2 separate regions of the Homo sapiens genome follow, and region 2 is linked to region 1. A link is an interaction called in ENCODE POLR2A ChIA-PET data of the cell type or tissue named here. Cell type or tissue: OCI-LY7. All regions are shown on one strand. Links, peaks and the distances in the headings refer to the core of each region. The heading gives the core; the rest is flanking DNA.

Region 1 (4,397 bases), core at 309-4,308:
TACATACTGTCTCATGTTGCACAAGTCACACTGAAGCCAGCCTCTGCCAGCAGAGAAGTGAAGGCCTTTCAGAAACTATCAGAAATCCAGCCAAGAAATCCATCGCGTCCCTTTGAGAGGGGAAGAAAGAGAGGCAGTCAGTTGACAAGGAAGGAAAGCTCCTGGCAAGAAGCATAACCCAACTCCCAGTCCCAGGGTAGAAGGGAAAGAGAAAGAATTAAGAAAGAAATAGTCAGCAACTTATGTTCCTTTCTATTTTCACAAACAAGATCTGCTGACTGACCTTTCAGATCAGCTGGGAAATGATACCGCACACGGAGCATGCAAATAGGACCCACTGTATTTCCCTGACACTCTGCGCCCTGCCTGCTCCAAGACCCCAGAGAGACCCTGGGGACGCCTCAGTTACAGTAGAAAATCCCAAATGAGCACAGCCTGGCTGGGGAGCCAAGATGGGGCCAAGAATCAAGATTCAGTATCAGGACGGCTCTGGGGCCGTGGCTAAAATGTGTTCTGGGGCATGAATCCTGGTTGCTAAGGTGACAGGCCCAACACCTCATGCTAAGGACAGGACGATGCCCGCTGTGCCTCAGTTGGAAAAGGGGCTTGCCAGTGCCAGATCCCAGGAATGCAGGCCACTCAGCTCCTCCCTCTCTTGAAAGCATATAAAGGGCAAATGGCCCTCCCAGCCACCAGATAAATGTCTGTTTGTCCTTGGGGTGTATTTCTTTTTTAGCAACCTGAACCATCTTCGTCATCTTCAAACTCCAATGCTATTCAACACCCTCCACAATCTAGCCGAAAATTAGTCTTACAGTCCGCCCTGTGAAATAGCCGATCTGAACTGTTCACCGCTCTCAGACCTCCCACCAAACTTGCCATGTCTTTGTTCGAACCATTCTCCGTGCCACGCTTGCCCACCTCCTCACCTCCTTTTAGCTAATACAACCCTACCAGTCCTCCAAAGACCCGCTCGAATGCCACCTCTCTGACGATGCTGTCCCTCATTGTTCCAGCCACAGGTTGTCTATGAAATTTGGGCAGCACCCCTCCTGTGGCTCCTCCCACATACTAGTATACACAGTGGATATTTGTGCGGTTCTCTCCCTTTACCATATTAAAAGCTCCATGTGTTTAGGAAACTGTCTCTTATACTGTCTGTCTCCTGTTCCCTTCATCAGCTAATCCAATACAATGTCGCTATTCCCTTTTCATTGTTCTATCTCATTCCAGCTCCCACCCTTTAAATATGGTGTTTCTCGATCCTGCTCTGAACAATGATCTGACTTTTTTCTGGCCTGGTAGCCTCTGCAGATTCTGGTATGTTTAGAACTACACTTTGGAAGCTTAGTCTGAGGGCATCGCCTGGGAAGGAACGGTGTTGGGGAGAAAATTGGTCCACAGTGTTGCACTGTGCATTCAGAGAGATGTTCATATAAATGGTGCCCCATGAATCATGCAACACGGCTGTGCAAAACAGAGAAGAAGCTGAAAGATGAGTGAAGGGGCTTTTTCAACAACCGAGGCAAAAATCAAATGTAACCCCGGGAAATGGGAAGAAGAGAACAAGTACAAGTGACACCGTAAAGGAAGAAGCAATAAGACATGAGACTCTAAGGGTCCTTTGCTATTTCCTACTTACCTATTATCCATCCCCCCACACCTCTTCTCATACAGAATTCTGATTGCTCTTCCTTTGAGGGACCACCTTTACCATTCACAGGCCATGTGGCTTGAGTGGTGAATGTGATCACCACTGGCCAATGAGATCACCATATCCCCATGAGGACAGGTTTGGAGTAGGCATGTAACCTAAGTCTGGGCAAATAAAAGTTTTATCTGGGACTTTTTTTGTTTTTTTTGTTTGTTTGTTTTTTCCTTTTTAGGCTAGTGTAGCCAAGCTAGAGAACCTTTCAAGAATGAAAAAAAAAAGAAAAAAAAAAGACAAAGACAGCCTTTCCAATCATGTGAGCCAGCCTATTTTCTTTTGGCTCAAATCAGTTGGACTGGATTTCTGTAACACGCAATTGAGAGTCATGGCTAACCTAAGAACTGCCAGATTTTGGACATATGGGAACTGAAGAGTCAAAAACGCCCTGATATTGGGGGATCTGGGAGGAAGGTGATTACCACCATCAATTGTCCAAAGTACAAAAGACAAAGGGATAGTATAAATACCAATATTTAGAAAGCAATATACTACATGAGCTGAAACTCATATAAAAATTTCAACCAAGATTGGTATGTTCAGAGCAAAAAAGAGAAGGGAGGGAAAATGATATATTTTTAACAACCAGTGGAAAGTGAAATTAATTCAGATGCTATTGTACTTCTGCTTTCTTTAGGAAGTGATATCTTCAAACTGAAAAGAATAGTACAAATGCCATAAAAAGAGAAATGAAGGTGAAGATATGTGACAATCTAGTAAAAGAGAATTTACTCACTGAAAATGTGTTCACGTTCCCAGGCCCGTTTGGACAACGTCCTTGAGCACTGGAGGAACTTGAAGGTGTGAACTCAGCATCACTCCAGTTTTCTGTCATTGAAAATGACAGAAAAGAGGAGAGAGAGAGATGCCAAAAGACAATGCCCCAACTTTGAACAAGGGAAAGGGAGGTAGCTTCTGAAAACCTCACACTGAAAATCTAGACATCAATCTGCAGCAAAATTCCAGAGTTGATTATTAAACAAGCGGATGTGAATACTTTAAAAATGAATGCAGTGGTCACCAGAAACTAGTGTGATTATATGTATAAACCAACATCATTGCCCTAGTCTTTTTTTTTTTTTTTTTGAGACGGAACCTCACACTCTCACCCAGGCTGGAGTGCAATGGCGCAATCTTGGTTCACTGCAACCTCCGCTTCCCACGTTCAAGCAATTCTCCTGCCTCAGCCACCCAAGTAGCTGGGATTACAGGTGCCTGTCACCATGCCCGGCTAATTTTTTTTTGTATTTTTAATAGAGACAGGGTTTCACTATATTGGCCAGGCTGGTCTCCAACTCCTGACCTCAAGATCCATCCGCCTCGGCCTCCCAAAGTGCTGGGATTACAGGCGTGAGCCACGGGGCCCAGCCGACCCTAGTCTTTACAATGCCCGAAAAACCCTTCATAATTTGGTGCCTGTTTACTTCTCCTTCTTGGTCCCCTATCACTCTACCCACCTAGTCCACCCCTCACCCCTATCCCCACCCACTGCACACACATACAAGCTCTCCCTCTGCTAAAGCCACCTTCATTCCATTTCTATAATGCACCAAATTCATTCTTTCCAAGGGACTTTGCTATGATGATTCCTGAGGCCTGGAGCCCTCATTACATCCCATTTCAGCATAGCAAGCTACTTCTCACCTATTAGATCATCTCAATACTACCTTCTCAAAAAAAGACCATTACTATTCAGCCATTAAAAAGAAGGAAATTTAGGCCACTGGGGTGGCCCACGCCTGCAGTCCCAGCACTTTGGGAGGCCGAGGTGGGCAGATCACTTGAGGTCAGGAGTTCAAGACCAGCCTGGCCAACATGGTGAAACCTGGTCTGGTCTCTACCGAAAATACAAAAATAAGCCAGGCATGTGACACGTGCCTGTAATCCCATCTACTCAGGAGGCCGAGGCAGGAGAATCACTTGAGCCTGGGAGGTGGAGGTTGCAGTGAGCTGAGACCACGCCACTGCACTCCAGCCTGGGTGACAGAGCAAGACTCTGTCTCAAAAAAAAAAAAAAAAAAAAGAAGAAGAAGGAATTTCTGCAATATGTGACAATATGGATGAACTTTGAGGACATTATGCTAAGTGAAATAAGCCAACCACAAAAGGACAAATACTGCATAATTCCACTTATACAAGGTATCCGAAATAGTCAAATTCTCTAGAATCAAAGAATGGAACGGCGGTTGCCAGGGGCTGGGAGGAGGAGGAAATGAAGGGTTACTCATCGACAGGTGCAAAGTTTCAATTATGTCAGATGAATAAGTTCCAGGAACCTGCAGCAGAACATTGTACCTATGATCAACAAGAATGTATTATATGCTTAAAAATTTGTTGAGGGTAAATCTTGTGTTACAATAAAATAAAAGGCTTTATTAAAATAACTCCCATTCACTCTTGATTCCACAATATTATTTTATTTTCTTCATAGATCATATTCCTATACAAAATAATCTTATTTGCTTGTTTAGCACTTCCTAGAACTGTCCTGTCCAATTTGGCAGCCACTAGCTACATGTGGCTATTGAACACTTAAACTGTGGCTAGTCCTAATTGAGATGTGCTGCAGATGAAATACGCACTGGTTTTCGAATAACAGGTTAAATGCAAAATGCCTCATTAATAAATATTTTGCATATATTCAGTTAAATGTAATCTATTATTAAAATTAATTTTATTTGTTTCCTCA
Region 2 (4,397 bases), core at 202-4,201, 210 kb after region 1:
ATTTATTTTTTGATGCATTATCTATATTACAGCTTTTATAAAGAAGGTGAGTGGTACATGTTAAGTCACTGAGTGTATGGAATCAGGAAGTGGGCAGGAATGGCTAACCCAGGCATGCAGCAAAAGAATTCCGATTTGCATCTTGGTCCCATATGCAACACACTGTCAAGATGCACACTTTAGACACAGATGCTGGTGTGCTGCTTGTGTCCACTCCTGGGGAAGAATCTGGATGTTTCCCAAGCCGTTCCCTAAGTGGACAAGACAGTGTACTGGGTCTTCCTATTTCCAGTTGTCTGACATTAGGTAAGTATCTTCAGCACTCAGGACCTTCATTTCTACATCTTAAAAATCATCCACGGTAGCGTCTGTATCATAACAGGCAGCACAGTGTAGTGGTTAAAGCATAGACTCTGGATCCAGAGTGCCTGGGTTCCAATCTTGGTTCTGCCACTTGCTAGTTGTGTGACCTTGGGTGAGTTACTTAACCTCTCTGGTCTCAGTTTTCTCATTTGTAAAATTTGGTTAACAAGAGTTCTACCATCAGGCAGTTGTTGTGGGTCTTAAACAATACCCGATACGTAGTAAGCACATTATACACAATATGTACACAATTTATATTTGTTGAGTAGAAACAGAATTTTTGTGGTGATTATGTTGTGGAACATTTTGTAAATAGCCAAGAACAAATGCATTATTAGTATTATTTTGGAGATCTAAGAGGTTCATAGAATTGCCATATGGTGTTGTGAACAATATGAATAAGTGAGCAAATTGATTAGAGAGCTTAGTTACAAAGCTTCAGTGACTAATGGTCTCTCGTCAACAAGATGATGATGCTGTGGTGATACAGTCACGTGAGGAGGGAGAACAGGGCGATTGGTGTAATTAGGTTGGCAAGTGTGACTTGAAGACTGGCAGGCTTAGCCCAGAAGTATGGTTGTTGAAGCATGCATATTGGGAGATTTAGAATAAAGAAAAACATAACAAGTAAAACACTTGCAGATGAAGAAACAGATTCACTGGAGTTTAAGTAACTTGCCTGAGGCAGAAATGTGATTCCATTACACACCTCCTGAGTCTTGATTTCTGTGCTCTTCACTTGGTCCACACCACATGCCAATGAATTTGAGGTTTGTGTATGAGAAACAAATAGGTCAGATGTGCTAGGACCTCTTCAGCATCCCCTGGGTCCAACCTCCCACGTGTCTTGTGTGTCTGGCAGAAGAGAACGAGTTCATTCTGTATGCTGTGAGGAAATCCATCTACCGCTATGACCTGGCCTCGGGAGCCACCGAGCAGTTGCCTCTCACCGGGCTACGGGCAGCAGTGGCCCTGGACTTTGACTATGAGCACAACTGTTTGTATTGGTCCGACCTGGCCTTGGACGTCATCCAGGTGAGTCAGCGCTTGGTCTGACTGTGGGAGCTGTGCATCGTGACTGCCCTGTCCTGATAAGCTGCATGCAGAATGGCCTATGGAAATGGGCAGTTAGAAGTTTGTAAGTGTTACTCATCTCAGGGCTGACAGGTGAAAGTTTCCAGTCTTCTGTGTTAGTATTTTTCTTTCTCTGTCTTCATCTGTTCATATAGGAAGGATAAAGAAAGCCCTAAATCCACAGACCTGCTTGAAAGTGAGGTCTTGCTTTTCCTGCTGGGAAGGTGTTGGGACTAGTAATGTAGGATGATTAGTTGCCCCCCTATTGTGCCAACTGCCTCTTGAGCATCTTTCTTCCCAAGCCATGATACAGTAACACTTGACTTACCCATAGCTCACATAATTATCCACTTCAGCTGTTCTGAACACAGGTAAGAACCAGGAAGTAAGCATTAAAGAGCCCTGGACAGGCCAGGTGGATAGCCATACGCTCACACCCATGCATTTAAAGGAGAGCTCTTTGATCTTTATTCATTGTCTACTTAATCCTTTTAGAAAAGCAATTCCAACAAATTTTTATCTAGATTCCAACCCAACAGAAATTTCACAGTGCCTGGGTATTTGAGGGGCTTGGGGTGGGGGATGGCGGTGATGCTGAATGGAGCTGTCCAACAATAGCACTTGATGGCTAAGAGCCTCACAGGGAAGAAAGAGTATAAAAGCAGACACAAGAACTGAAATGTAACAGCAGTCTGGTTTCACTTATTTTAAAAGCAAACAGACTCATACAATCTCAGTAATCTCTGACTTTATTATTGCCATACAGCATAATTTAGTAACCAGTGTTCATAATGATAATGCAGAGTAATATATATGATTAAATTCTCTTTATTCTGCTTTAAAAAACAAAAATGTAGTATATTTTAGAAATGCTTTCATGAAAACCTGGCTTCATGTGTCTGGAAAGTTTACTAACGTAAAACATCTCATCCCTTGCCAGTCCTGCCAGTTGAATAAAGGGTTACCCTTCATGGGACTGACTTGGCAGGGGGTCGTTTGAACAGTTCCTAGCATTTATTATTACTTTTCTCTCTTAAGCGCCTCTGTTTGAATGGAAGCACAGGGCAAGAGGTGATCATCAATTCTGGCCTGGAGACAGTAGAAGCTTTGGCTTTTGAACCCCTCAGCCAGCTGCTTTACTGGGTAGATGCAGGCTTCAAAAAGATTGAGGTATGTGTATTTTCGTGCTGTTCTTAATTAAGGGAGCAGGCGGGGCACCTGGGCTTTGAGCCACATTTGACACAGAGGCAAGGGCCAGTGTGTCAGATTACTCAGGAAATTTACTGCGAGTTTCCAGAGAATGGACCAGCTGAGCCTCTGGAGAGGAGAGAAAAGGGGGTAAGTACCTGTGAGTTGATCTTTTGGCTAGCAGAAGCTTAGCTAATAACAATAAATGGTAATATTTTTATTTTATTTATATATGTACTTACTTATTTTATTTATATATTATTTTTGTTTTATTTTACTACTTTTATTAAACATGATGGCAAAAACTACAATCACTTTTGCATCAGCCTAATATCATGGTATTATTATAATGCTATAACAATAATCGTCTAGTATTATTTTATTCGATTAGAGTGATAGCAACAATATCATCATCATCATCATCATTGCCACTGTTATTAATCCCCATTTCTCTGCAACTTAGCTACCTAGTAACCTGTCCCACCTTATATACCCAAGGCAAGGATGATGAGTGACCTCTAAACTGCCAAATCTTTGTCTGGGGGAATGTAGTGTGCTCAGCTCACTGCCTCAGCACCTCTTTATACTGACTCTGCATGGAGAGACGGCATGTGGGTGAAGTGGGAAGTGCAGTAGAAGCAGGGAGATGCAGAGGGCTAAGAGGAGTTGCAAGACGAAAGACACAGACTCGAGAGATAGACCCAGATGTAGGCTTGACTCCACTAGCTCAGCGACATGGGGCAAGGTGCTTATGCTTTCTAAACTTCAGTTGCTTCATGCGTTAGATGGAGATTCATATATTCGCACAACCATTTGACAGGGGTTCTCTGCATGATACATGTGGTTTAGGTTCTGATGATAAAGCAGTGGGCAGGACACACACGTTCTTGTTCCAGTAGAGCTTAGATTTTAGTGGAGGAAGCAAAATAATAAATCAGTTCTGTTGGTGGTACATGCTGCAAAGACTCTGAAGCAGTGCAGTGTGATTGCGCTTTTGGAGAGTGGGGCAACATTAGAATAGGCAGACAGAGCAGGCAACTTGAGGTTGATGTCTTAGCTGAGCCCTGGCTGAGAAGAGGATGATCTTTTGTCCACCTCCTGGGGATGCTGATAGAAGTGAACTGGCATCTACTGAATGCTGCCTCGGTGGTTATGTTATTGCTCTTTCTCTCCTTTCTTTAATTGCGTGTGGTCAGCACTTGGCTAGGGGCTAAAAGAATGCAGGTGATGCACAAGCACCCACCTTTTCACAGGCTGTGGGGCGACCACTGCACAACTCAAATACTGTTGGTGCAAAATGGTGTCAGATGAGCCAAGGTGCAGAGCTACTGATGCTTATTGGTCCAGGTGGGTCAGAAGAGTTAGGAAAGTAGGCAGGCCTGGCAGTGAGGTTTGAAGGAGAGTTATGCCTTGATTAGATTAAGCAGTGGGGCAGGTAGGCCCAGGATGGGATGTGGCAAGAGCAGACAGCAGTGAGTCCGCATCAGGCTTGGAGAAGCAAGAGATGACCAGCCTGGCTGACGGGAAGGAGCAAGAATATGAGTCCCACCTGTGGACTCTTCATTGCAAGGCTGTGACATTGAGAATTTGTTTTATGGGAGTGTGGAGTCATCGATTGCCTTGGAACGTGGAGTGACACGGGATGGTGAAATAAGTAAATGCTCATTTGCTTATTTACTTATTTGAGTAATTTACTTATTGATACTGCTTTGTCCAGATCATCATGCCCTGGAAACTGGGGCTTACATGGTTCTAGCTCCTCTTTCAGACCA

What was found. Peaks named below come from ENCODE experiments on the same cell type or tissue, not always from the same donor. Only the 100,000 strongest peaks of a DNase experiment are listed, where the experiment ranks them.
Region 2: POLR2A ChIA-PET joins it to region 1 with 7 read pairs; 2 of 35 experiments call an interaction of 5 or more read pairs at or near these places.

Annotation. Positions count from the first base shown.
Region 1 is chr11:121,337,883-121,342,279 of GRCh38, forward strand. No RefSeq gene overlaps it. Among named protein-coding and RNA genes, the nearest start is that of SC5D, 47 kb to the left of the region's middle. RefSeq lists an enhancer at 427-576. In OCI-LY7, for the core only: no CTCF peak of the experiment used is centred there; DNase peaks (open chromatin) are centred at 2,399 and 3,929; H3K4me3 peaks cover 1,262 bases; H3K27ac peaks cover 1,661 bases.
Region 2 is chr11:121,552,712-121,557,108 of GRCh38, forward strand. SORL1 (sortilin related receptor 1) reads left to right here. Exons shown (of 48, transcript NM_003105.6): 17 at 1,226-1,398; 18 at 2,476-2,607. Among named protein-coding and RNA genes, the nearest start is that of SORL1-AS1, 100 kb to the left of the region's middle. RefSeq lists an enhancer at 1,057-1,654. In OCI-LY7, for the core only: no CTCF peak of the experiment used is centred there; no DNase peak of the experiment used is centred there.